7 separate regions of the Mus musculus genome follow, and all the other regions are linked to region 4. A link is a loop called in an ENCODE intact Hi-C map of the cell type or tissue named here. Cell type or tissue: left cerebral cortex. All regions are shown on one strand.

The links. Hi-C counts contacts between places; a loop is a spot of excess contacts. Peaks named below come from ENCODE experiments on the same cell type or tissue, not always from the same donor. Only the 100,000 strongest peaks of a DNase experiment are listed, where the experiment ranks them.
Region 1: it touches region 4 in a loop (2.5-fold over the local background); 2 of 42 quality-filtered maps call a loop at or near these places.
Region 2: it touches region 4 in a loop (2.0-fold over the local background); 2 of 42 quality-filtered maps call a loop at or near these places.
Region 3: it touches region 4 in a loop (4-fold over the local background); 7 of 42 quality-filtered maps call a loop at or near these places.
Region 5: a loop joins it to region 4, with 3 times the contacts of the local background. A loop is called at or near these places in 6 of 42 quality-filtered maps.
Region 6: it touches region 4 in a loop (3-fold over the local background); 2 of 42 quality-filtered maps call a loop at or near these places.
Region 7: it touches region 4 in a loop (2.9-fold over the local background); 7 of 42 quality-filtered maps call a loop at or near these places.

The regions. Positions count from the first base shown.
Region 1 is chr8:89,390,623-89,394,622 of GRCm38, forward strand. No RefSeq gene overlaps it. Among named protein-coding and RNA genes, the nearest start is that of Gm35593, 35 kb to the right of the region's middle. In left cerebral cortex, no CTCF peak of the experiment used is centred here; a DNase peak (open chromatin) is centred at 2,295; H3K27ac peaks cover 260 bases.
Region 2 is chr8:89,381,578-89,385,577 of GRCm38, forward strand. No RefSeq gene overlaps it. Among named protein-coding and RNA genes, the nearest start is that of Gm35593, 44 kb to the right of the region's middle. In left cerebral cortex, no CTCF peak of the experiment used is centred here; a DNase peak (open chromatin) is centred at 2,414.
Region 3 is chr8:89,302,623-89,306,622 of GRCm38, forward strand. No RefSeq gene overlaps it. Among named protein-coding and RNA genes, the nearest start is that of Gm35542, 85 kb to the left of the region's middle. In left cerebral cortex, a CTCF peak has its summit at 1,928 (motif pointing left); no DNase peak of the experiment used is centred here.
Region 4 is chr8:89,037,588-89,041,587 of GRCm38, forward strand. All of the region lies in intron 1 of Sall1 (spalt like transcription factor 1), which reads right to left. It overlaps Gm3134 (predicted gene 3134), which reads left to right and starts at 3,656. Exons shown (of 3, transcript NR_166639.1): 1 at 3,656-4,000. In left cerebral cortex, a CTCF peak has its summit at 49; DNase peaks (open chromatin) are centred at 728, 2,420, 3,301, 3,715 and 1 more place; H3K4me3 peaks cover 3,207 bases; H3K27ac peaks cover 3,754 bases.
Region 5 is chr8:89,783,502-89,787,501 of GRCm38, forward strand. No RefSeq gene overlaps it. Among named protein-coding and RNA genes, the nearest start is that of Gm24212, 120 kb to the left of the region's middle. In left cerebral cortex, a CTCF peak has its summit at 1,729 (motif pointing left); a DNase peak (open chromatin) is centred at 1,726; H3K4me3 peaks cover 225 bases.
Region 6 is chr8:89,269,430-89,273,429 of GRCm38, forward strand. No RefSeq gene overlaps it. Among named protein-coding and RNA genes, the nearest start is that of Gm35542, 52 kb to the left of the region's middle. RefSeq lists an enhancer at 1,236-4,000. In left cerebral cortex, no CTCF peak of the experiment used is centred here; DNase peaks (open chromatin) are centred at 2,095, 2,786 and 3,151; H3K4me3 peaks cover 410 bases.
Region 7 is chr8:89,308,226-89,312,225 of GRCm38, forward strand. No RefSeq gene overlaps it. Among named protein-coding and RNA genes, the nearest start is that of Gm35542, 91 kb to the left of the region's middle. In left cerebral cortex, no CTCF peak of the experiment used is centred here; DNase peaks (open chromatin) are centred at 482 and 2,422.

The DNA.
Region 1 (4,000 bases), 350 kb after region 4:
GCCTTTTGTTCTTTTTCCCAGGTGGCTCAATCACAGTGTCTGAAACATAGGACCGATCGCAGAATCAGTGACAGAGGACACTGTCATGACCTGCTTCCGATCTCATCTCTCTTTTCAGAGATGCACTGGCCTGGCCTTGGGTTGATGGGAATAGCTGAGACCATCAGAACCCTTCCCTAGAACTTCCTAGTCTGAAACCAAGAGAAACCAGCAGTGTCATCAAGAAGGGAGAGCCAGGAGACGTAAAAGCTGGGATATGTGGGCTGTGAATGAGGCTGCAGAGAGTGGAGAATCCAAGGATGGACCGTGGGTCTTTTACATAGTATTCAAGTCTCGGGTGACAGTTATGATTGATCCTTCAGCTGGGTACCTCCATGGAATCCCCCCACTTTGCACAATTGATCTTTGTAGAATCCGTGAGCATATACATACCACCTTTGTGACCAGATTAGTAGGTATCAATGAATTCAATGTTTGTTACTCCCAAAAGAAAAAAGTTCAGATAGATGTAGGCAGGGTATAGGGTGGTCCCAGATAGAAAGAATCACACCGTGCATTTGTTCAGTGGCCCAGGGCATGATGCTGAGAGGAAACAGATGAACAGGACTCTTGTCAACAAGCTCACAGATACTCTTGTTTATTCGCTCTACAAATGTATATCCCCATGACTGACATAGGGATAGACTGTGGAGTGTCAGTCAGGAGCCATGGTACATGCAGGAAGAAACAAAAGATTTGCTGAGGTGAGGGAGTTGTAGCTGGGTGAGGCAAGGTTTCCCAAACTGTGTAGGTCTGAGCTGAGCTTTGGAGGAAATGGTGTTAGCAGATGGAGAAGGGAGGGATGTAGGATGGGAGTCAGGTCGGTGGGAAAGGACTGTGTGATGGCTAGAGCCAGAAATGGCCTGGTGCATTTGGAAGGTCAGGTTGACTCTGGCTGGACCACAGTGTTAGAGAAGGTTGGGGAAGTAGTTTGCAGGGTAGGCTGGGCTGAAAATGCAAAGCAGGAGGGTGGAATACTTAGTCTGAACTTCTGAAGTTTGAAAACTGTAGGTACCAAGGTATTCATCCCCTTGAAGGTGCCTTACATCACTTCTAGACTTCTTGGTTTATTTTGGCTTCCACGGTGATAATGGTCAAACCCATTTTTTTCTTTCTCCTGAGGCTAAGGGGAGCCCATCTAGACTCCCTCCCTTCCTCTTCCTTCTGAAGTATTTGCAGAGAGATTATTATTATGTGGCTAGCTTATGGAAGGGGAAAGGCTCTGAATGGTTGTCTTTTCAATTCTCTAGGTCACTCAATACATTAGTAGGAATTTTTTAAAGAGGGTATGAGGAGCCCCAGATTGCAGCAGGCATATATGCTAGACCTAAAAGTACTGAGGGACCAAATACATCCCCCTGAAAACCCCACAGCCATGTTGAGAAGCCAACACCAATCTATTCAGTTTGAAAGTTCCACTTGCTCCTCTAGCAGGTCCTGATAGGTTTTCACATCAGGAAGCTCTTTGGCCATATTCTTACACTTGACCTTGTCTGCTCAAGAGGTGTACTTACCAAATGTGAACGGAATAAGTATATATGCTCTGTGCCCCCTGAGACTCTGTGATTGTGAATTTTTCACAATCACACCCAACAGCTAGAGTGATGTATGTCAAAAGCCACACAAAAGGGCTGGAGAGATGGCCCAGTGGTTAAGAACACTGGCTACTCTTTTAGGGGACCAGGGTTTTATTCCCAGCATCTATGTCAGGAGGCTCACAACCACCTATTCCCCCCACTCCAGGGGATCAGACACCCTCTTCTGGCCTCTTTGAGCTTCTGAATGCATACATGATTTGTTCCCCCTCTCTTCATAGATACACACATGCACACACACAAACATACACACACTCACACACACATTAATAAAAATAAATCTCTAAAAAGTTTGTCAAGAGTGGAAAAGCCCACCCAAATCAGCTTTTCTAATTTGCTCCAAAAATAACTGTCCATGGTTCCAGAATGTTCTCTTGGGTGGGGTTGGGGGGAGACAAAAGAAAGCCAAGGAACTTAATGTCTAGAGATGATAATTCTAGCAGTGCGTACTGACTACATTTATGAAACAGTATTGTGACCTGGGCTTTGTGACTGGTGCTGGAGACGGCTCACCCTGATGAGTTAAAACTCCTTCATGAACCAGTCTCCTCTGCCCTGTACCGTTTGGAAAATGGTGATGCCTAGAGGGCACCCGAATGCAGACTGTGCATGTTTTGGTTCCTGTCTAGACCACTCAACCCAAACTGAAATAGCTGAGCTGACCAAGGAGCTGAATAGGGAGTTAAAGCGGGGAGGGGAAGGGGCCAGGATGCTTAAAAATAGTGGGAAACACGTTGCCCAAGGGCTCAGAGATAAACAGTGCAGTTTCAATGTCTAGTCCTACCACTAAGGTCATGGGGCTTGGGGAAGTTGTTGTTTTTTTTTTTTTTTTTCTGGGTCAAAGGTGCCTATGGGCGAGGGACTAGGGGAGTGGGAGGGAGTTGGTTGTTGGAGAGGTGGGGATAGGAAAAGGTATTCACTTTCCTGCAAAAGTAAAAGGTCAACAGGGAAAACGAAGAGGTCACAGTTGGGTAGAGTCTATCAGCCAATATTCCCACTTGCAAATAGCAGAATGCTTGGCTGTATCAGGAGGATGCTGAGGTCATTGGTTATATAGTGAAGGCCTAGATGGATGGCGGTGGTGTTTGTGGCTCCTTTCATCACAGCTCCTGGGATTTCTCCTCATTCTGCTTCCCACCACCCTATCTTAGATGCCCTTGTGGGAGAAAGAGTGTGAATGTTAGCACAGCGGAGGACTTCCAAGTTCACTTCCAAGTTCACCTTATTGGAAGCAGGCCATTTGGGAAGTGGCAACTTTGTAGCTGGGGAACTCTCTCTCTCTCTCAATCTCTCTCTCTCTCTCTCTCTCTCTCTCTTCCTCTCTCTCTTCCTCTCTCTCTCTCTCTCTCTCTCTCTCTCTCTCTCTCTCTCTCACTGGCTTCCTATAATCTTACTAGCTAATGCGTTGTTGATTGCTTGCTGTGTATTACACATGGCTCTGAGCACGTATCAGCTCATTTAGTCCTCAAGACAGACCATAGGGCAGAGCAGTTATGGCTCTCATTTACATTTAAGCAGTGAGGCCCAGGCAGCTCTTTTAACTTGCCCAAGAGAAAGCTGGGATTTGAACCTGGCAGTCCAGCTCCGAAACCTGTGCTCATAACCGCTAAGTTGGTAAGGATTCTGCGAGGTCAGTTACTGTGCTGTTTACCCAGTACGCACCTACACTTTGTACATTTTCTCCAAATGACTACAAAGGAGCTGCAATGTGTAACCAGCACCAACCTCTACATGCGGAAACGAGGCTCCGGGAGCATTGACAGTGGCCAAGTCACACAGTCAGTGTCAGTGGACTACACTTTGGTTTTGAGCCTAGACTTGGGAAACAGAGGTTAGCATCCAGTAAAGAATGCACCAGAGGATGGGGACCGGCATTAGTGAAAGAAACAGAGTATTGTTGGGCCTTTAAAACATCAGAGCAAGAATAGTATTTCTGAAGCAACGTTTCATATAAAAAGCAAAATTCAATACACAATTACACATGTACAGAAGACATCCAACTCTTTTAAGTCACATACAAAAGAATGCATCTGACATTGTGCGATAGATCCTGAATCTATTCCAAGTTCCCAACAGGAGGAAAGAATTCAGCCTCCAACCCACCACCATCAGAAAAGTCAAGATAAATTCACCAAGGAGAGAAACAAAACTTTCCAAAAGCCAGAACGCCAAGGACAGAAAGATGCATGGTAAGTTATGAACATACAACTCTTTGTTTCTAACTTAATAAAATCTCTAGCCCAAAGCAGCCCTGTGCTTCTGAGATGTTCATGGCAGGAGAACTTTCCCTGGAGAAGGTTCCTCCTGCCTGCAATGTCATGCTTCAAACCAGCATGTCCCGTCCTGCTGTACCACAGATACATGAT
Region 2 (4,000 bases), 340 kb after region 4:
GTTCATCTTTGGAAGCAAGGCTATAGGATTGAAAGAAAAAGAGGTATTTCTCCAGTACCCACCCCCAAATCTTTTATTATAAACACACGAAGAAAGAGCCATAAAGGTTGTTCAATCGTGCATGAACGAATCCATTCAAAATATTTATTTATTATGTTCTCACTATGGTAGAAGGTATTATTGAGAGGAAAAGGTGCTCAGAGACATAGTCCCTGTTCTCAAGTTCTGGTAAGCACTTGGAGGAGCACCCTAGTGTCAGAGAATCAGGTGTGAGGACCGGGGTCACAGGGAATTGTTAACTGTTTTACTTGTTTGCTTCCTAAGTGGGCAAACTGAGGTTGGCCTGAGAGGTTGGGAGCCGAAACTAGCATCTAGTCATTCCTGTGCATTTTGTGCCCATCACGAATAACCAGCAGGCATCCCCAGGGTTACCCCTGTGGCCCAGGGACCATCCAGGGTCCCTGGGATGGGCAACCTAATCTGCTTCAATCTACCTTGACAGCCATTGAAAGATTCCTGCAGAGGCCTGGAGAAAACTTTCCACCCTGGTCCTTCCAGGAAGAACAGAAAGGGTTCCATCTCCCAGTATTCTCTGAAAGTGTCATTTGTTTTCAGAGACAAGGTCTCTCTGTAAATCTCAAACTGGCTCAAACTTCCTGTCCTCCAACCTTTGTATCTCAAAGGCACAGATTATAGGTATGCACACACACACACACACACACACACACACACACACACACACACACATTGAAAGATTTTAATTTTACTTTTGTGGATGTGTGTCTATGTGTGTGCCTATGGCACACATATGTGAGTACCCTCAGAGGCCAGAAGAGGGCGCTGGGTCTCCTGCGGTAGTAGTTATGGGAGTTTGGGAGCTGTGGGCCGTGCATATTAGGAACTGAACCCCCCCGGGGGGGGGGAACAGATCTCCATTCGCCTTCAAATAGTAGCAAATGGTGTTAACCACTGAGCTATCTCTCTAACCCCATCCTCTGACATTTTATGAGTTCACCTGAGGTAGGAATGTTGCAGGGTACAGGCATCTGGATGGTCCTTAATGGATGGAGGGCTTACTTTATGGACATTTCTAAGTGCTTGCCAGCTCCCCCTAGCTCAGGTGTCCTATCCCAGTTGCCAGCCCTTCCCCCACCTCACAGAATGTGGTGGGTCTCTGGGCTTAATTATCTGAAGTGGTACTTGCCATATGGTCATAATGCATGCTTTACCCTCTCAAAGGGGGCGTGGTCTAGACACAAAGCACTCAAGAGGATATGGGTGAAACCTACACCCTGAAGAAACTGTTTAGAAACACCCACCTGGCTCCTCCACAGTCAGGCTTCACTTTAGCTGATGGTTTGGAGAGCACTCTGTCTTTCTTGGGGACCAAACTCAATTTCTCAACAGTGTGTGGCTAGCAGCAAGTCGTTTGTGATCTGTTCATAGGTAAATGTTGAGAGGTTGTACTCGAGTAGAGCCATGCTCGGTCCTGAGGTCCCGAGGAGGACTGCGTGGTGTACTACCCCTTCAAGGTGCACCATGCCTCTCTGGAGGACCCTCCTGGGGACTCTCCCCAGCCCCTAGAGCTGGACCACTGTCTGGGATCCTTCTGAAGTGGCACAGAGCTGACTTTGGAGCCTGTGGAGCTAAGTTTGGCTCCCTGTGTTGTTTTTGGGCAATTACCCTGGAAAGTCCTTCCTGTAATTAACCCCAGCTTCACGGACGTTGCTATTTGAACATCACTCTCCTAAACACGCCTGCCTCTCTGCCATTATTTCCTGGGAAGATGAGGCCCCAAAGGAGCTGCCTTAAATCAGTTTGTAACCAGCTTTTGTCTCCCAGAGATACGTGTGGTTGTTACTAGGGATATTTCAAATCAGACACTTCCCCGCCCCACTTCAACTTTTTTTTTTTTAAGAAAAATAACATTTTCTTCCTTTGCCCTTTTATATTTCTTCCTCTCCCTCCCATATTCTTTCATGTATTCAGGATGTAATAGAAACAGCATCAAAGCCCAGAGCCCTGCCGAATCCTCCTCCCCTATAGGAAGTGTGCCCTTCTCCTGTCTGATCATTGACTCAAAACCACAGAGATTTCCAGGCCTGGTTTGAGAGGGGAATGCTGAATAAGCAGGGACCATGGTCTGCAGCCCCCTGAAAGACAAAAGTGGAGGATTTGTTGAACAGGACTTTCTACAGCCCAATCCCCCTACTCCACCCCCCTGTTGGTGATAATTGTTCAGAACTGGCCTGGAGAGGGAGGGAAGCACACACATCCCCCCCCCCCCCTGATGATTCTAATGCAGTGAGACTCATCTTCAGAATCTCCGGGCCAGGGCAGCGTTCCACTCCTGCCTACACCACCAAGGCTCTCTGTGCGTTATTTAATTCCTCCTCCATGGAACGTGCACACGTCAGTTGCCTACTAAGTTTTGGACTTTGAGTGGGCAGGTGACAGCCAAAGGCTTGAAGGAAGGGGGAAGTTAATGTCCCTGTCTTTGAAGGCAGACTGTCTGGGTCAAAGACAGCTTGGTGATCACCCACCATCCAGCCCCACCCCTCCCCTCTGCCTCCATTCTGAATGAATGGGGACCACATCTGTTTCTTTTCTTACTAGAAGTAAGAGGCTAAGACCCTAAAATGTGGACAGGCCAGCACACACCTGGGTGGTCTTTAAATCAGAAAATGTGTTTTTACCTCTCCTCTCTCTCCTCTCTCTCTCTCTCTCTCTCTCTCTCTCTCTCTCTCTCCCTCCCTCCCTCCCTCCCTCCCTCCCTCCCTTCCTCCCTCCCTTCTTCTTTCTTTTCATCAGTGTACTTCATCTGGGCCTGTGTTCTCAGTGCTTTTCCTTGCTCTCTGCCCCTGTCTGTGCAGAGTTGGGGCAAGGAAAACCCTGGATGGGTACGTTGTTCCAATGTCCTCTTGGGTGCAGGCATATCCTTACTCACCGATCCCAGCCCTGGGATCCTCTAATGTGTGTACACAGAGGCTCTGGGTCAGGTGACAAAGATGCTGATATTTCATTTTCAGTGTCGTTGTAAAATTAAACTGTCCCTATGCTGGTCTGGGGTCACGTTTTGCTGTAAGCCCAGGATCTAGAATCAGACTGTGTGGCCTGAATCTCTGTTTCATAGTCTATAGTTGCTATATGCTGTATGTTGTAAGTTCTGCCTCAGTTGCCTCATCTGTAAAATGGGAATGATGTAAACTCTACCTTGACGGGTACCTGTGAGTTAGTCCCAATACTGGATGTTATGTTTGGTTAAGTAACAGCCCGTGATGGTCTCTGTCTCTCTACCTTCTTGGCCCACATGGAACCTCCCTCAAAGAACTCCCTTGCCTTGTTGAGCAGCCTGGCACGTGGAAATTCTGCTCAGCACTTCCCCTTATAAGATATACAAAGCCACTGCTCTCTTTAGAGTCTGAAAACTCCAGAAAAAGAGACATGTGCTTCATCCTGGGCTTGGATTAAAACGTATTTGCCAGGTATCTGAAGTTGAAATTCACTTAGGCACCCAAGTAACTGAATCTATAATCTAACCAGGGTGTTTCCTTCTCTGGTGACTGCTTGGCTGCTGTGCCATGTAAGCCTGCAGTGGAGGAGGGCAGCCGAGCTCCCAGAACTGGCTCAACCAGGGAAGCACCAGGCCAGGCAAGAGATGGGGATTTCAGCGGAAAGTCAAGTCAAACCGTTTCTCATCAAGTTAGTAAAGGAGCCGGTCCCAGCATCCCTGTCCATGACTGGGCAGGAAAACAGAATAAGCCTTTTGGGTGGCTTGGTGGGGTTCTAAGACTTCACTGTAGTAAAGGGGACATAGAGGTAGAGAGGAAGAGGAAAAGGAAGATACAGACAAAAGAGGGAGGAGAAGGAGACTGAATGAGCCAGAAAAGTGGCAACTATGGGTGGGTGCCATCCAGATAGTGAAGTCTGTCTGCGCTGGGCTGGGCGGGGCTGGGCTGTAAAGTGTGAGCGGGTAGCGTATGTGCCTTCCGTTTGTGCA
Region 3 (4,000 bases), 270 kb after region 4:
AGACTGTGACCTATGGCTTGATGGAGATAAGGTTGGAAAGCTGTAGGAGTGACAAACTGGGTGACTTGTTTGCACTTGATAGGCTGATACTAGTCAAAGAAGTGTCTCAGCCACTTCAGTGGGCACAAAGTGTCTCAGTCCCAGTGAAGAGTTTCCAGAGCAAAGCTACATTTCTTCACAGAGCTGCGGGGACACTGCTTCCACCTATAATCAATAGGAGAAAAGTCAGTGTGTAGGTTGGCTTTTGAGTATGAAGAACAGGACTCACACCACTCCCTCCCTCCCCAACTATATTAAGCCTCCCTTGGCTCTTACAGTTTCCCAGTTATGTCCTCTCCACGACCATTCATGTATCCCCATTTGACATCCAAGCAAACGGAGTCCTGGAAGCGATAGCCACATGGTCACAAGCTAGTTAGGGTTTGCACTCCATACTTTTAGATTCGGAGTTTCTCTGTGGAGATTGTTGGCATGTGGGTCTTATTGGTGATGACTTAGGGGACTCTTGCCATGTGCCTTTCCTTAGGGAATTTCTTCTCATGGGCAGGTCTCCCAGCGGAGTACAGCCCATGGGAGAGGAAACCCAAAGTCAAGGACCTGTTTGTCTCTTGACATAGTTCCTCATGTTACTTGTTGAGCATCCTGAGAACCTGCAGCTAAATTCTGGTGTGGAGGAGAAAGCAGCCTTTGTTTATACTTTCTACCTCAGTTCTTTCTAGAGCTCTGCATACTCTAGTTTTAATTTTTTTCTTGGCTCTTGTTTGTTTGCTTGCTTTTGAGACAAGGTTTGTATAACCCAGTTTGGCCTATAACTCTTAAGCCTCTTGCCTCTCTCTCCCAGTTAGGTACCACATTAGGCTTTCTCCTCCCCCTCCCGCACACACTTAGTGCTACCACTTTACTGAGGTAGTCTTGCGGACCATGCCAGAAAAGTTCTCTTGGATGCCAACAGTAGGCAAATATTGCTGGGCTTTTTGTTTGTTTTGCTTTATTGAAAGAGGAGGGAGAGTTGCCGTTGCTTAGGAAGTCACTGTGTGCTCATTCTCGTTGTCTCAGGTCCCCTCTGGTTGGACATGTCACAGATCCCCAGGCTACATGAAACAGTACCAGAAACAATAAATGAGAAACCAAGTGAGTTCAGGGTGAGAAAGAGGAACCCATAAAGATCTTCATAAAAAACAACTGGGGTTTTCTTTTTAAAAATGGCAGACACCATCTTACAAACAAGTTCAAAGCCAGGTTCATGAGGTTTTCATGAATCTTTGCAGCAGGATTAAAGAGGAAGAAGGGTAGGAAGAAAGGGGGAAGAAGAGTTTGGGCAGATAGAATTTGGAAGTTCGGGAGAAGAGTACCCTTTCCCCTCTGTAGAAATGTCACCAGGGCTGATGTTCCCGTGTTCATGGAATCTAGATAGAAGTTCGTCTTGTCACGGGCTCATTAGTATTCATCATTAATTCATATTTTCAAAGCAACAAAGGAGCAAACAGTAGCAGGAAGAATAAGGAGATGTCAAATCCTGGGAGTGACATTTCTGCACAGTGTTCCCACTGAGGTTAACGAAGTGTTGCATGGTTTCGAAAGCCAATCCAAACACAAGGAGGAGAGAGCGGGCTCCCCCACTTCTGCAGCGTGAGGTCTCCTTCCCTTTCTCCAGAAAATGCTTTTCCTTCCCCCCTGGCTTCACCAACCAGAAAGCCTCACGTGACAGAAATGGCATTAGGAAGTGCGTGCTTTGTGTCAGGTGCATAACAAGCCCGTGAGGCTGTGGCTACTACATTGTCCCTATTGTAAAAGCAAGGTGACCCAGTACAGAAGGTCACCCAGAGGCTGGGTGCTGTGGCTGGGACTCAAACCCAGACAGTCTCGTTTTAGGACGCGTTTTTTGGGGGACACTCCCACAAAAGGACATCTGCCATCTGCTGGCCTATTACGTCCCAGCCTTTCTCCTACAGGATCATATCAGGACATGTGGATTCTTCGTGGTCAGAGTGTAGGCTGTGGCAAGCACTTCCTTCAGGTTCATGATTCTGTGAGGCGCATGCCCTGACCAGGAGGTGGCAAGCAAGATGAGTGTCCCCTTCTACTAAGAGAAAACCTCTGAAGTTTCTCTGAATGAATGGCTGTGGATAGGGGTTGTGTGGAAGAAATAGTATTTCTAATTTTAGATAATACATTTATGTATATATGTTGGCGAACATGCTCACTCTCTGTTCCTCTGTCCCCCTTCTCCTCTCCTCATTTTCTCCCTCCTTCCTTCTTCTCTCCCTTCCTCTCTCTCATCCTTCTCCCTTCCTCCCTTCTCTTTTTCTCCGTCCCTCCCTCCCCTCTCCCTCCCTCCTACCTATGATAAAACAATGTACATTTCAATATTAAAATGTCCCCTCTTTCTTTGCTTCTTCCATTTTCTTACTTCTGTCTTCTTACTCTCCATGATCAAGCTGCACAGTAAACTTGTCTGGTTTCCTATGTCCACTCAGGTTCAGAGTAAGGACATAGTATGAGGATGAACACACAAAGGACCTTGTCTTGGATGCTGGGGTGCAGTATTTCCAGACAGAAGCGGAAAGCCACTACAGAACACAAGAGCTGCCCTTTATCAGTGCTCTTGGCCATTCCAAGCATATTGGCTAACTCCTCCTTAGTTTCTGTTACCTGCTTTATATTTGTAGTGAGAAAGAGACTGACTATGTAGCCTAGGCTGGCCCTGAACTCTTCCATCCTTCTACCACTGCCTGATATTACACGAGATTCCTGCCACACCCAGCTCCTACTATCCTGATTGTCTGCATCTCAGCACCAAGGCACCAGGAAGTTCAATGAGATGCCTGTGGATACCCAGCCAGTGTTACAAGGTCAGGAATCTTGCTCCAGGCTTGGAACCTTTCTGCTTTACAAGTAAATTATCCTAAGGGAAGAGATGGATGTATGAATCAGCCACACACAAGGTTGACATCTGAACTAGGCCTTGATGGAGAACTTAACCAGGCAGGCAGATAGAAGTCAAGCAAGCGAGACAGTCTCCTACAAAGGCTCAGAGGTATGAAATTCACATAGACTAACCAAGGGTGGGTAACAGTCGGGGAAGGCTCAGCACCTGCAGGCTACAGGAGGGGTTCATAGCCAAACCAAATTGTGCTTTAAACAGAAAACTATCTGGGCTATTTTGTGGGCAGGAGGGAACTACTGAAGGATGTATGTACAGTATAGATTTTCCTTGACCTTTGATAACCACATTCTTTCCATGATCCAAAGGGCAGGAGCAAAGGAAAGACAGAAAGGAAAAAGAAAAACAAAAGCAACAACAATAACAACAACAAAATAAAAAATAAAAACAAACACCAATAACAATAACTATAACAAAACCACAGATAAAATCGGGGGTACAGCTCCTTCCAGAGAATTCTTTTGGTTTTAGTTGTATTCCTTTGAGGATGGCTTTTCTTCACTTTTTCCAGAAAAGTCTGAGTCTACTAAAAGTGACGTACAGCTGAGAAGAGGAAACGTCCCTTCATCTCCATCAAAACACGGTTTTGAGCAGTGTAGACGGGTGGGGTGAGAGTGGAGGCCATGTATGTAGATGGAGTCAGAAGTCAACTTCTTCCTGGGTTGAACACAAGAGAGGAAGAAGCCTGCAGGCCTGGGGTGGCCACACTCGTGTGAACTTTGCACATTGTTTACCGCGTGCCCCTTTTTCCCACAGACGGAGAAACAAGCCTGCCCCACTGCAATAGCGGATGGGTCAGGAGTGGTGGGTGGAGGTAATGACTGGCAGGGAGGGCAGAGCGGCCATCTTGCTGTGTGGAGATCCTTAAGGTGTCCTCCATGTGGATTTGTTAGTTTCATCTAAGAGTTTCCTCCCCTAACCTAATTCTGACTGATTTGAGAAACACTGTCACAATCTACTAGTGATGTCTGCTGTGATTGTAGGAGGGCTTGAGACATCAATGTGCCAAGTAACTATTGTTGCTGATCCATGGACACATATTGGCCTCCATTTTTA
Region 4 (4,000 bases):
GGGAAAATGTCTTCCCTATGGATGAATTAAAGTGAACACTAGATGGGGATCCAACAGCAAGGGTTTGTTCACAAACTACTCTGTGGCTTTCCTATTCCAGTGACGCGTAAAAGAGAGACTCCTTAAGGCGAGATCTAAACACTGACTACACAAACATTGGCAAAGTCACAAGAAACTAAATCCCTGTTGTTGGAGGGTGAAGCTGAGCCGTGGGAACTACCTGTCAATCTTCCCCTTTGGGGGTCTGGCATCTGGGGGTGGCGGGGGAATAAGGTTAGGAAAAGAAGCCAAGCTGATAAGGAGAAACTAAAATAAACTACCAAGTTCCTGCTAAGTGACTAGCAAGACTCAAATTGGGGGTCACCGGGAAGACACTGAAGGACACATTATGATCTGGACCTTGTCACCTCTGCATGGGAGGAGGCTGGCAAAGGTTAAAACAGCTCTACACGTCCAGGTTTTCTAAAGCCTGGCACACCAACTTTTTTTCCTTCTTGGGGGAGGAGTGTCAAGCCTCAGGTTAATATTATCTTTCTCTCCTCAAAGAATATTTTAGAACACAGGTTTTCTGCACTAGGGACTGTGTTGGAAAAAAACACATTTAAGCTGCAGAAGAATTTCGATTTTTTTCTGGTTACTTCACACTGAGTGAGCTTGGCTAAGTTTTGAAACCCGGAACCTGCCTGAATTCCCTCCTCCCATCGCCCTCCAGATTCGCTACCAGAAAAATGTGGGCTTTTGCCTTCTGAAGGATATTGTTGGTAAAAAGACAACTAGAAGTCTCCAACCTTAGAGAAAAGAAACGGTTTCCCAAACAGCACCCTATAATTTGGTACTTGTGCCCTGAGCCATAGCAGAAATTGGATGTAAAATACACCAACAATTGCTCAATGCCGAAAAGCTACCTTCCCAGTTTATCTCCTGCCTCAGCAGGCTTTCCCGGGTGCTTGTTTTTTAACATTTAGAAAGTATTTGCAGCCTGAAGCAAATCGCAACAAAACAAAACAAGACCAAAAAACAGTTCACATTTTCTCATCTAGAATCTTCTATTATGCCAAACTTAAAAATAGGCTTGATGAAACATGAATTCTTTCCAACTGCCTTATCTTGCAGGTGTCAGGGTTCTTTTCTTGTTTTTTTTTTTTGTTTATTTGTTTGTTTTTGTTTTATAAGAGAATTCATTATAGTTTTCTCTAACCTTTTGGGCCCAGAAATCAATGTGTGGCCATTAAGCTGCTTACAATGAGTAAATTACTTTGGTAAATAATAGAATTTCTTTATTAATATGAGTAAGAAGGGGTTTTCAGGTATTCCTTAGGAGAGTCAATGCTTTCTCTGTAATTCCCGATGTTCTAAGTTTCTTCCAACATTATCCTTTCCTTTAAAAAGCTGAGCAGCAAAATTGTTAAACGAATGGAGTCGGAATGGGGCCTGTTAGAAGCTGCAGGAATCTTGAAACCATCACCACCAAATGGAGTGAACCAACCCAACCAAAAAACTCAACACACACACAGACACACACACAGACACACACACACAGACACACACACACAGATACACACACACACACACACACAGGCACGCACCTGGAAATCCAAACTCAAAGAAAAGTAACCACAAATTAAATCATTAGATTTGCACATTCCCTTTTCCAGGATTTATCCATCATGGTAAATAATTCTTCCAAGGCTACTTATCTCTCTACAAGTAACTGGAGACTTGTTGAATATCTTTTAAGAGATGAACCCTACTCACCACAATCCCAGTTTTCATAAGGAACAGAAAAATACCTTATAGGAATACTCAAGTAGAATAAACTATCAAGGTTCTAAGATTAACTTCTAAGATCAACTAAATAATCATTTTTTTTTAAATTGAATGGTGGTGTTGGGACTGGTGCTTAGCAAGGCGTAGCTTTCTTTGTAAAACTCAAACACGACACATACTACAGGATGGGGCCACAGAACATAGAATTAGAGTGGCTGCTTCAGGGCCACTGTGGCTCTGAAAACTTTTCTAAGGTTTTCCTCTGTGTAGAAGTCAGACAGTCTGGGGGACAACACGGGAGGGAGAAGGGTCTAAACAAGATCTACTTTGGTAATGCCTGATATTTCATATGCTGTGTGTAGTAAGACCCTCTTGAGACAAGAGAAAGTGTAAAGCTGGCATCTGAGTAAGGGGTTGCCTTCCAAAGTAAAAAAAAACAAAAACAAAAACAAAAACAAAAACAAAAAAACCCACCAAACGCCCAACAGCAGCGGCTCCTCAGGCACATGTTCTGTTCTGGGTAGGGAAATGGATGGAGATGGCTGGACTCGTTGCAGAAGAGTCGACTTTTAAAAGCAAACGTGAGCTGTGTCATGCACTTTCCTCTGTATGTCTCTCACAACTATTCCCAAATGAAAAGATTCGGGGTATGGCGGGCCCTCCTGACTGTCAGCTGCTGGGGAGGGCTGCTTGTGTAGAGTACTATTACAGCACACTAAATCCTGTAACCCTATTACAAAACCTGCCCTCTAGTCAACTTCTCCCAAACTTATTGTTCAGCCATGTAAAAACAGTCATAACCTAAAACTATTACTACTGAAGAAAAGGAGGGAGTAAGGAGCTGGCCTGGGAGGGGTGTTTCCTAGGGTGTTCGGGATAATCACTGCTTTAATCACAATGAACCAGCTTTTAGGAAGAAAAAAGGAGAAATTAAGTGAAAAAAAAGAAGGAAAAGAAAGAAAGGAAACTTGATTCAGTTCCTTAATTAACTTACCTCACAGCTCAAATAAACTAAAAAAAAAATTGTACTAATAAATAATAATAGTAAGAGGCAGTGAACTCCTTTAATGCTATCGCTTTATGAGAAGCCTTAACTATTAAAAATTCCAGCTCTAGACTCAAAGCGAAGAACTAGCAAGGGTCTTTTCTTCCCAAGCTCGAGGTGGTGGTTGTTAGTTTTGAAATTCTTTGCGTGGAAAATACAAACAACCAGTATAAATTTAAAAAACAAAAACCAAAAAACACCTCTCTTTCCCCAGGTTGTTTTTCTCCCACCCCCACCCCCGTATGCAAATTGTTAAGTTTTAACAGCATCCCGGTGCAAAGGCCTCACTTTAGGAAAGATTGTTGTGGGGGCGGCAGAAAGCCTAAGAAACTAGCTGAGAAACCCCACAAAAATAGTCCGAGTGGTTGCTGCGGCCTTGGCTAATTTCATCTGGTTTTACCCTCAAACCGGTTCTTTTGGGGTGGGAAACTGGGTGTGTTTCAAGGGATCCTTCCAGAGGACTCAGAGAATCACACTGGTGAGGCTTCGAGCTTCCAAAGGTGCTGGGCAAAACAGTTGCCTTAATGGCTCTCAGATCGCCTGAAAAAATGTCCAGGTGTCTCACGCCAGGATTGCCCTCTCCCAACAGCGAGGAGGAAGTAAGCTGTCGATCCCTTGTCGCTCTGGCTCTGCCTGCGCGTACCCGCACCCAGAGCCGCTCAGAGCCAGGCCTCTGGGGACGGAGCCTGCGATGTGGGGCTCCAGCGCCCGCAGAGCGTAGTGGCCAGAGGTGCGGATCTCAGGTCACGCTTCCGAGCTCTGCTGGGGTGCAGCTCCTTCCTCCACGCCCGGGATCGAGGATTCCCGAAGGGCAGCCGGGGCCGCCGAGCCTCGGGTCTGGTCACTCTCCAACCGACGCAGCGGAGAGTCAGGCACAAAGTCCGGTGACCCCGGAACCGAGCGTAGCCTCTGGCCTGGGAGCTCGGAAACTCTGCCCTAGAACAGTTCAGGTCAAGCTGGGGTCGGAGGGGGTCTTCCCTCAGTGACCCCAGTTCCCTGCGCGGGTCTCTCCCATTCTAGGCCACAGTTCCCGCACACAAACTTTTCCCTACTCATTCAGTCCTTTCGGAACCCTGCCTTCATTGCTCGGCTGGCTCCAGGGGTCTGGCGGGCTAATACCCGGGACCCAAGAAAGTGTCTAATGACCCTTACCAGAACGGGTCCCGAAGGATGGGACTCCATAATACG
Region 5 (4,000 bases), 750 kb after region 4:
CTATCATGCCCCCATCCCTAAACATGAGCAGGAAGGATCGGGACTTGTGAACTTGACTTATAACTTAGGTTATAGATTCTGAGCTTTAAGCTAGAACATGTCTCAGAAGCTGGATTGAACTTAAATACATCTCTAAAAAAAAAATCTTGTAGACTAGATTCCCAAGATTTTAAAACGAGACTCTGCTTTTTGCCTTCCAGTCTTCTGAAACTGGATTGTTTTACCTAGAAGTTTTCTTCAATCCCCGCCCCCCTCGCCCTTCTTTCTTCTTAAAAGGCTGTTATTGAATCAATTGTGTGTCTCCCTGTCAGCGATGTCTTAGGATCAGGAGAAGAGGGAGCACACTTGCATGAAATGCGACTATGGGTGTGTACAGCTGTGTCTCTGGGGATAGCCATTCAGTGCCCCCCCCCCTTTGCTGTGAAAAGCACAGCAACTCAGCTCTGAGGTCCTGGGAGAGCCTTTGGGGCAGACGCTGACAATGTTCTCAGAGAATCAGCTCCCTACAACACTCAAAGTCTATTCTAAAGCAAGAAACACAACTAAAACTCATGCCAAGAAAAAGCTACTTTTGCTTGGAGGGGGGGTGGTGGCTCAGTGGTAGAGGGCTTGCCTTGCCTAGCAATCTCTAGAGTCTGGTTTGCTCCTCAGTGCAGGGAGGGCATTGAAGAAGAACAAATAAATACGGTGGTGACTATGATTTTGTGTATACAGAGGCTCAGAAGAGACCCACTGAGCACCTGAGCGCTTTATGGTCCTTGATGCTCTCTGAGCTTCAACTGTGTTGCCATTCTTATTAGGGACACCCAGTCCAGATACTGAGCTATGTGTAGGGGGTGTACACCCTGCAAGCGAAGAGATGCCTCATCTTTCAAACAGAATTTCTATACAGATTCCTAACCTCACCTCCCTGAGTTTTACACTGCATTTTATCAGTTTATAAATTTGCACGGTGCCTCTGCACCAGGAAGAGGGGGCAGATAATCAAACCTACGGGCGTTTTACACTCAGACACTGAAAAATAAAGACCATTAGTAAAAAGTATAATTAAATTAAAATGCCAACTCACCAAAGAAGTTCCACAAACGGGAAATACATCAAAGCGTGATAATACAAATGGGCTATTTCTCAGGGTTCGAGGATGTCAACGGAATAAACTTGGATCTTCTGCTGACTTTTCATGGCCAGTATAAGGGAATAGCTTAAAAGTAAATTGCCACAAAAGTTACCTTCAACCAGAGATCATGTGGGCAGTGGTTTTACCCTGATCATTCCCTGAGTCTGGGGATCCCAAGGTCTGGGAGACTGGGGGGCTGGGGGGTAAACAAAATCTCATAAAACCCAGTTTCTTCTTTTGGGCAAGTTGGCTGGCCCCCAAGCCTCAGAAGAAAGTTTCATTAGTCATTGGATCTATTTTCTCAGGTCCATTCAGTCTAATTTATTTTGAACGCGTGTTTGCCAGTCAGGTTTAACATAGCTGAGTATTCTCTGTAAGCAATCTCATAATGAGGCCGCAATTCTTTGTAGAATATTGAAAATGACTGTTGGCATGCAAGTTCGTTTTCTTAATTCCTCTTTTAGAGTGCAAATAACCTTTGAAAACCTGCTTCTAGGTGTTTATGTGTCAGGACAGTATCAAAAATTATTCAATTGCCAAATCACATGTCAACACGTCTACAACCAAGCCAGGGACTATCCCAATTCCCATTACTCTGCTGCCCTCTAGTGGGCAATTCAAAAACCGTGCCTTCGTTTTCTTTTTCAGTCCCGAGTGAGCATGTGGTATAAGACATTCAGACTTGTATGGTGCCACAAAGGTAAATAGAACATTAGAAGTTGTAAATATAAATAACAAGGAAGCAGGGACCCAGATGAGATCCATGGGAGGTGTAGTCACTGCGGCACAGTTGGCAACAATTTTCTAAGAGTTTACCTAAGAATCAACTACAGCCAATAAAGTACCATTGGGACCAAAGCTTCTGGCTTGTCCAGTGTTCAAAGACTCTGTTGAGGAGACTGTGCCCAGAGGAACTTAGGTGATCGTTCAGATTATTTCCTTTAGAGCTATAAGAATGTCATATTCCAGAATGTCGAAGGTAGACGGGGACATTTAAGAATCTATGCATCCCAACACTTCTTGGATAAAAGGGGATGATTTGAAGTGCCAATAAAAAATATGCAGAACTTTAGTTGCATTAAGGAAAAGTTATTGAGTACACAGCAGCACAGAGGTGTGAAGTGTGATGATGGCTTGCGGGTGACATGCAGACTCATCCATCACATGCTGAGATGGAAGCTGGTAAGGTTTAATTGTGAAGTTTCTCCCTGAAGGCTCCTGTGTTAAAGGCTTGTGCGCTGGTGAGCCATCACGGAGAGGCAACTGGCTTGTGGAGCTTCTGACGTCTTCAGAGAAAGCCGATCGGCACTAGCCATCGAGCTTTGATGTCTTTGAAGGCCATCTTGCCCCTGATCCCTTCCTGTTCCTCTCTGCTCCCTGGCTGTTCAGAGTTCAGCAGTCTCCTTATCTGACACCCAGCCATTTTCACAGTGTCTCCCTCGCCTCAGACCAAAAGCAATGGAACAGATAGTCTGAAACCTCTGTCCTCATGAGCCAAAGATCAGGAACCCACAGTTACCAAGTAGCAAAGGCAACCAGATCCCGGCATCTATAATTTACAAACCAATACTCTATTAATTATGGTGAGGGTGTAGGGTGGCATTTGCTTCGTTTTATCTGTGTTCTTGGTGGGTTCAGGGTGCCACGGCTCATGAGTGGAGGTGAGAGGACAATGTTTGTGAGTCAGTTCTCTTCTCCCACTAGCATAGGTCCTGGCACTCAACCTCAGGTTGAAAAGCTTGGCAGCAAGACCCTCTACCCACTGAGCCATCTTGTCAGCCCCTGTCCCAGTACAGTGTTAAGAACTAAAAATTATGAATATGATTATTGTTACTGTTGCTATAGCAAGCACTCTGGGATACACTTTTATAATAATTTGCAATGCCATCAGCAAGGAGCCAATAACTGAGATCCCATCACGGACTTTATGGAGTCATTATTGTTTACAGGTTAACTAGACCAGACCTAAATGGCTCGCTCCAGTCTGAACGGTCATTGTCTGGATTCTTATACTCTCCACACTTTGCTGTGTACAGTGGAGAAAGCTCATGCATGCTACTTCAAAGTCATGGCCAGAAAGTGATGAAAACAGTTGGTAGGGGTTACACCCAGGGCCATATGTAGATATAGGTGCAGAACAGACTTCAGCGAATAATTGATAACCTTTGCCACAACTGCACCAAACCAAGAGTGGTGCCAAGTTCCAACAGGTAAAACAGTCTCTTATGGGGCTGCACTGAGTGAAGCTGGGGGTAGGGGACTGCTGAACCCCAAGATAAATGTGACATCATTAATTAAAATATTTTTTCTATTTCTTGGAGGAAAAAAAATGCTTTCATAGTGCACTGATACAAATCTGAATGCCTGTCTTGGTTTTGACCAACAAGCGTAGGCAGAAACAGTGGGTGACATTGCCAAGCAAGAGCTTTGAAAGCTATGGTCCACCAGTATTTCCTTTTCTTGCCAAAGGACCCAGCATGTTCCAGACAAGAGCCTCTTGTTCGGCAGATTCCAAAATGAAGAAGCTGTAGAGCAAAAACAAAGCCGTTCCAGGACAGCTATGTCATATGAGCAGGAAAAAAAAAACATTTTTGCTGTTCAGTAAGCCGGAAAGAACTTGGCTCACTTGTTAGAGCACAGCTCAGCCTGAACTGACCAGTCTGTCTGTCTGTCTGTCTGTCTCAAGTGCCCTCTCACCTCACTAGGTGAGGGCTTCCACCCCTCCTTAAAACTCACAGAGTGTGACAAACCCTGAATTTGGAAACCGAATCAGTGATGAGATACTTTCAAGTCCTGGTGCTCTGCACTTCTTGTTGACCTTTGACTCGACAAGCCTTACATCCTGCTGAGTACAAATTTGTGTTAGTGGTGGGTGTGTACGCG
Region 6 (4,000 bases), 230 kb after region 4:
ACAAATTAAGAAAAAACAGGAAGGGAAAGTTTGATGAAAACAGAGCTCAGGCCTGTAACCTCTTACCTTTCATTGTGGTCTTTGCAGTGTTTTTTGGTTAAGACATTTTTTTTTCACAGCAACAGAAATGAAACCTGTTGGTATCAGGATCTCCGAACCCAGTGACATCACACCTAGGCTATAGGGCCTCCCGCACACTTGTTGCCAAGGCAACAGCCACCATATTCTCAGAATCCACTTGGCTCACCTCCTTCCTTTACCTGTGGCTATGTCACTATCCATATAAAAGGAAGACCCCTTTGATTATTTGATCTCTGTCTCTCTGTTCCCCCTTCTCTTTTCACAGCCACCTTTGCCCGTCTCTCCTTCAGTAAACCTCACTTGGAACTGTTTGGCCTGGTGTGGTCTTTCTGGACAAACAACAAAACCAGAACAATAAATTTATCTTAAAAGAAAATTTAGATCATTAGCAAGAAATAAAGACGGTCTTGCTATTTATAAACTGCAACCACAAACTAAATCAAGGGATAAAAAGTTTTGCTAAATTTTCCTCCCCTGTGATTTGACAAAAAGGCTTGCTCTTGCTGTATGCCAGACAACCTGGGCACTTTACAAAAACATAATCTTGTAATTTTTTTTCCACGACCTTCAAAGAGTTAACTTGTTTCTCTTGTTTATAGAGGAACAAATGAAAGCCCAGAGAAAGAAACTGCTGTTTGCTTTCCACCCTGGGAAGAGGGACTGAGGTGCATATTTTACATATCAAAGCAGACTTGGCCTCCAGGTTCTCCCAGCATCCCTCAGTCCCCTACCTTGCACACCCCACACCCAACCTTAAACTTTCCAGCCAAGGTTCTAGGCTGCCCTTCCCCTAGAGGCTCTTCCATATAATCCAGATATTTTGCTCTCTCTCCCTCTCCTTTTACTCCTCTTCCTCTCTCTCCCTTGCCCCCCCTCTTTCTTCCTCTCTTTGTGCACACCCTTTCTTTCTGTTTCCACTTCCCCCGCTTCTCTTTCCCCGTGGTGACTTCCCTGGCCTCCACTCTTGGAGCCAGTGAACCCTCTGGAGAGCAGCTTCCCAATTCCCCTGCCTTTATCTAACCTAGCCTGTATTGATTTGGCTCATTTCATAGGCAGAGAAATCACCTATCACTTGCTTCTATAACTTTTAATGATCAAATCATATATTACATCTATAGAGCCAATGGTAAAGTCCTAGTTATCTCTCAGTCCATATTCTCAGCATGAAAATCCCAAACTCATGTCAAATAAAAACAAAGCTATTTCTGATTCCAAGCGTCAAGAGTTTGGCCAACACTGAGATCCAGGCTCCGGGACTTCAAAGCCCCACGTGTCCACAGTGGTTTTGTTGGAGAGGATTGCATTGGATGGGTGGACACACGGGCCAGGACCACTTCAGGGACTTGATTCTTCCTTGTGGGCCTCCTAGGAACACTTTGCAATTAGATGTCCTTTCCTATCAGGTAGCAGGAGGCAGAGGGATGGGGAAGTGTTAATTTAAGGGGCGTGGTGGGAGCTTCTGGAACCTAGGAGCCAAGAAAGCCAAGTTCATGGGAAGTGAAGTCAGCTCCAAGTGTCTAAACCCACATACGGTTTTATCTTGGTCATACATGCAAAAATGTTTTCATTGTGTCTTTGGCGATTTGCTTATGCCAATATCACTCAGCTAATAAAGATATATCATTATACATGACATTTAAACATAAAATATTCCCTTTCTTCCTTGTGGCTCTAAGTTTACACCAGAAGACAAGAAGAGGGGACTTTCTCTGTGTTCAGTTAGCTCAGCTGTGTGTCAGGCTGTCCTGACAGTCCGGTAGAAAACAGACAAGGTTACCAAGGCCATGCCCAACCGACCCTCAGCCCTTAAACCAGAGTAAGAAAAGCAGGCCAGGGACGGTTTTGGAGGTCCAGCCAGCTAGTGGTCTGGGTGGCTGACCCCTGAGCCATGCTTGGCTTTGCCACCGTCCCCAAGGTTGTGTTGGAGATTCGCCCTGGCATTCACTGGGCCATTTGTGCCCTCCCAGCACAGCTAGTGGCTCTTACAGTCAGCAGGGGACTAGGCCCTGGCAGCCATGGCTTTAAAAGTAGCTTTGTTCAAATGAGTCTCTCCCAGAGGCAGTCTTTGAGCCTGGTGCCCACAAATTTCCAGACCCGGGAGAAACGCTGGCGGGATTAAGCTCCTCGGGGGTTGGGAGCTGGGGGTGGGGTGTGTTTATATTTTCTTCGCATCCCTTTGGGATGGGGGAACGGACAGGGAGGAGGAAGGGCCGAGGAGGGAGAATCTTCATTTATATGCTAATAGTTGCCCGCACCCAGGCTAAACTGAGAGAACTATTTCATGGGAAACTGACAATTTTTGTCAGCCAGGCTGCGCCTTCACATCTCAATGGGCCAATAATCTTGATTAGCAAAACAATTGGGGGCCTTGGGTTCTCGCTCAGGTTACACTGGGCCAGTTTGAGCATAGCTGGGGCCTGGGAGATGGAACTCATTGTCCCGAGCCAGGAGTTTAGGCAAATGAAGGGGACCACTGTGCTGGGGGAGGGAGGTAATGGACAAAAGGGGTTAATTTGATTGACCGAATCTTCATCGTTTTATAACAATCATTTACTTAGCAAGTAATTCGAAAGAAACCAGTGGCGCCGACAGGAAATTAGAGGCTGTATCTGTGTACCCCAGATGTGTGGGAATTTGAGCTGCCTCCTCCTGCCACTTAGCTAACCCGTGGGGGAGAACGGGGAAAAAAATCGCAACCCCTTGGGGCCCTAATTACCACATGCAGAATAAGTCCTTATCTAAAAATACACACACACACACACACACACACACACACACACACACACACACACACACACACACACACACACACACACACACGTTCAACACCTACAAAGAGTCACTGCGGGCCACGGCCAGCACCTTCTTTCGCTGAGAATTGGCTTTTGGTTTTCATTATTAGTTCACAGATTGCTAATTGATGCTGGACGAGGTGCTGGCGTCGCCCTTCGAGGAACTCCTAAGCCTCAGAGAGCAGCCGAGGCGCGATTTTCGGTGCGACCCACTGGCCTTCTTTCGTGCTTGTGTGTACGCGGTCGGAAGGGCTGTTTCTGTCCCTGCACTCGGGGAGGATTTCGTCCCCACCAGCAGGAAGGGACCGCCCTCAGGCTGCGTCTGCGACTAAACTGCAGTTCAACACTGAAGGATTAATTTATTGGAAACTATCTTTTGAAATACTGATGAACTGACTACAAGTGACCATAATAGTACAGAGAGGTCCCGTGGACCCGTCGCGGAGCCGCACGTTCTCAGAGACCGGAGATTTGGTTGCACTTTCCAGCTGATCCGCGACCTCACTGCGAGTCAACCTTTTTAAATGCTACTGGGTACAGTGTGTGTGTGTGTGTGTGTGTGTGTGTGTGTGTGTGTGTGTGTGTGTGTGTGTGTGTGTGTGTACCATGAAATTTCAGAGCTGGGAAGGTGGCGGTGACAATGATGGTGTCCGTGTGAGTGTGTGGGGGCTCATCCCACCCACTCCCCTCCTGTCCTGCCCACCCTCACTGCAATCTCCTGACTCAGAACCATAATGCCCTCAGCAGCTATCACAACCTACCTCCCTAACAGGAAACTCATCATTTCTTTAAATATTTTGGTCCCTTCTCCTCTGAAAGAGGAGACACATCTTTAGTGGTTCAGATTAAGTCAGGCTAACACAGTGGTCCTGCCTTCAAATTACGCCACACTCCCCCACCCCTCGAGTTTTCAAACTCCCTAGTGACAGAATGGATCCAAATTCTGTTTCTGGAAATGAGATTGTTACTACTTTAGGTTAAAATGATCTGCACAGATTCGTGTTTTGAACACATGGTACCCAGCTGGCCTTGCTCTTTCACAAAGTTCTGGAAACTTTGGCTATTTGGTCACACTTTGGATATTTAGGAGGACTGGTTGGGTGAATAGGTCACTAGGGTTGTTTAGG
Region 7 (4,000 bases), 270 kb after region 4:
TACATTTCTATATCTCTGTTTTAACGATTTTGTGCTGCAGAGAGACTATGTTAGGTGTGCAGTTGAAGTATATCAGTAGTCTCCAGGACCAAGAATGGAGTATCGGAACACACAGAAGACATTTTGGGGTTTGTCCAGTTTTATATTTTACATTCCTAGAACAGAGAGGTGCTTTAAGCAAGTATGAGGAAAACAGAGAATTCTCTACTTAAAGGTCCAAGTCAGCCCTGAGAAATGCCAGGATTTTAGCAACAAAACAAACTCACAAGCCTTCTCCATTCGTGAGAGTCAGGCTGGTTTCCTCTCAACAAGGTCGCAAGGCTCTTTGCTGGAGTGTCTCGGTCCAGCAGTAGATTGGAAAAATGTCCAAGCAGGGGACGAGAGTTCTCTCCCGGATGAGTTCATTTCAATAGTCACTGTGTTTCATCCGATGCAGCTGGTTACATTTTTAATAGGCAGATGGCTAATTTTACAGTTCCAAGCCAATCTCTCATTGGATAGCATCCAGAAAGCCCGTGGTAGGGTAATGCCCAGCAAAAAAGTTCAACAGGACACTTGGGGGGAACATATGCTAATGCCAGCCCTTTTACTTAACCGTCTTTAGAAAGAATATTCAGGGCTAAGCTGGGGGATTTTCATGGACGGGAGCCTAGCACCAGATGGGTGGCCAGCTAGGACATCTTTAGGGCCTAAGAAAATGCTCTTAATCGGGCTTAGATGGTCAGAGAATCAAATAGCACCAACCAGGCATTATCGAGTCATTTAAAACAAAACAACAAAACAAAACAAAACAAAGAAAAGAGGTGTACTCATTTGTACACATGACCCAGCTAACCAGAGAAGCCGTTTTCTCCTGTCCACAGTCCACGCTGTCATAAACATCCTAGGACCACCTCTATACTGCAGCTGCCCCTTCCTGTGCCTGACACATCTGAAATTGTGAATGTCCCCCTCTCCCCACAGCTCCACAGGTGACAGTCCCCTTCCCCCAGGGCCAGAGAGGGAGGGTATCCGTTGAAATGCAGCATTCTTCATTTTAAACTGTTTGGAAATCGACTTCTCTAAAGCAATGGGTATTTAGACATCTCAATTAAAAGGGAATTGGAAATATCTCCCATTTTGCAGGGCATGTAATCTAGCATCTCTTATTCTCTGTATAGGGACTTTGCTTCCCTTGTCACAGAAGGCTTTGAAATGTCCTAAAAACAATCTCCCCCACAGCACAGAGTGGGGGTAAGGGTGGGAGGGATTAAAAAAAAAGAACCAAGGCAAAACCAACAAACAATTTCTGGGGATGGTAAAAGTCTTGGAAGCAAAGTCCCTTGGTCTCCCCCCACGTGATGAATCGCCATAGGGTGCTGGAGAAGGATTTAAGACCCACAATAGCAAGCGCTGTTGTTTAAATGAAGCAAATGTTTACCTCTAAGCAAAATAAAAGATGAGGATCAGAAGGAAGAAGGGATCAAAAGAGCTTTCTCTAAGCAGATTTATAAAAGAGAGTGATTTTTTAAATGATTTCAACTCCTACTTTATAAAAATATTTTATGGGCCACTTTTCAGAAAATAACATGCTTCATGCCTCTGAAGAGTTTCCCTCCTCAGATCTCTTCCTGGAAATGGTGACAAGACTTTTATCCCCTGGGTTGCCTAGGAAAGACCTTGTTTGAAACAACGCAACACAATCAAACAAAGCCCAAAGCCAGTATCGGCACAAGGACATCAGGACCCCCCCCCCCCCCCCGCAGAAAATAACCTTCAAACCTCAGATTGAATCTGGAAACGCTTCGATCAGAGTTTCTTCCAGGGATCTGGGAAGCAGTTCATTTTCTTGTACCGAACAGGTTGTGAAAAGAGTTTTCTTGCAGAGTTTTTGTTTCATAATCAAAATAATTCAAGGGAAGTGAAGTGACTTTTCTTTTGAGATTTTTTTCCCTCTCTCTCTCTTTCTCCTGGTCAAAGTAGAAGGAGAAAGAGAGAGAGAAAGAAAAAAATCTAACCGAATCTAAGACTTGCAGACAAAAGTTATAAACAATAGGGAAAACCCTCAAAGATAGATTATAAATTATTCTGTCACTAAATTAAAGTATTAATAGAAGAGAATGTCTAAAAAATGTAAAATGAGTACTGGTTAAAATCACTCAAATCAGCCTGCCAGGGAAACTTCTTTCTCGGATTAATACCCACAAATACATTGTATCATTCTATTTTTAAAGTGTATTTTCACGAAACTTTATATTAACAGAACAGGAAAAAAATGTGGAAAGGGGGGAAAAATCCAAAAGACAAGCAGAAATAAGGGCAGTTTTTCAACTACAAGCCAACTGTTTGCTCCACTTTGCTTTCTTTAGCAGTTCTCAAGGTATTTAAAACTTGAACATTAAAACTGCAGAATAATTTGCAAATGAATGCAGTTGCAGTGCGAAAATATAACTCACAGCTGAATGTGGGTTATTCAGACAAATGGCTGCTTTGTTCGAGTAGGGGAAGTAAAGTTCTCTGTTAATTTATTACAAACTGCAGCATTTCATCCCTGATGTCCAGGCAACAATGTTTTTTATTTCAAGTAATTTATAAGCACTTCCCAGAGCACTTAGCAGCGATGTCCTTGGTTGTTTGGCTCCCAGAACCAGAGTGTATATGTATTTACTGTGGGAATTTGTTTTTAATAAAACTGTTGTAAGGCATTTTTATTCCTTTGCTTTGTTACATTAAAACATTCTCTGCATAAGTAATGTATTTTATCCCATGTTGAAAGGCAGCAGATCACAGCCGCCAACTGTATTGGAGGGGGGAGCTCAGAGTGGGGAGAGGGGGTGGCATAGAGAATGGGGATGGGAGAGGTAATGTTTAAAGGAAACCAGACCGTTTTTTTTTTTTTCTGCTGTTAGGTGTGGTCTCTTCCCAAGGCTCTCAGGGAAACAGCGATTAGAAGACCACCAGCCCCTTGGAAGTTTCCAGAAGTCCCAGAATGTTAACATTCCAAACTAAAATCCATTCAAAAACTGATCTCTACATTTTTGAGGGAAATCTACAGATACCCAGGTTTCTTGTGGATATTTGAGAATTACAATTTTATTTTACATATTTAGCCTATTTTTTTTTGAGACAAGGTTTTATTTTGTTTCCTAGGGTTTTCTGGACTTGTGACCCTCCTGTCTCATCCTCTTTCATAATACAACCAGGACCATGGTTGTTCATTACCACAGCTACCATAGCTTCTGTGAAACAAGATGAAATTGTGGTGCAACTTTAGCTCTGATGAAAGATTTAGGGAATATTCTAGAATGATCTTCCCCCAGAGGATGATGTCCACCAATGTCAAGAGTCTTTCCAGAGAATCTCTTCAGTGGCCTTGAATCACCCTATCTTCTCAAGAGAGGACGGGTAGGTGAAGTCACGGGCTCATCTGCCCATCCGTGCATTTAACCATCTTTTATGCAGTTTCAGTAGTCTCTAAACCTCAGCAGAGAGAAGAACGCGTGCTGTGTCTCAAAGAGCTGGTGCTGTAAGAAGCTAACAGGTCATTTCCACAAGCCTGTGTGTGCAGCCTAAGGAATGCTGTCTGTATAAAATGAATCACATGGTACTTTACTCATGAGCACAATCAGTAGACTTTTTGGCTCCAACATAAAGATTCCAACACTTGTAGCTTCCTGGCCGTATAGTTTGCACACTTGGAAGGTAATTTCCACACTTTTGCCCTTGCTTCAGCAGATATGCTATATGATGCAGTCCATCCCATGTTTGCTAGTGGACATAGCCGATAGAATCTTTACCTCAAGCCTATCTCAGGCCTTGCAGCTTCCTGATGTCTGAGGGTTATATAAAAACACAGCCTCATACTTATCTAGACACGTCCGAGAAGTTCTTTATAATTTTTAAATTGCTTTGACTTTTAAAAAGAATTTTGATGAGCAATGACTCTATAACAATAGATTTTGAAATTTATTGTTTAAGAAAACAAAAACAAAAACAAAAACAGGGCAACTGTTTGAACAAA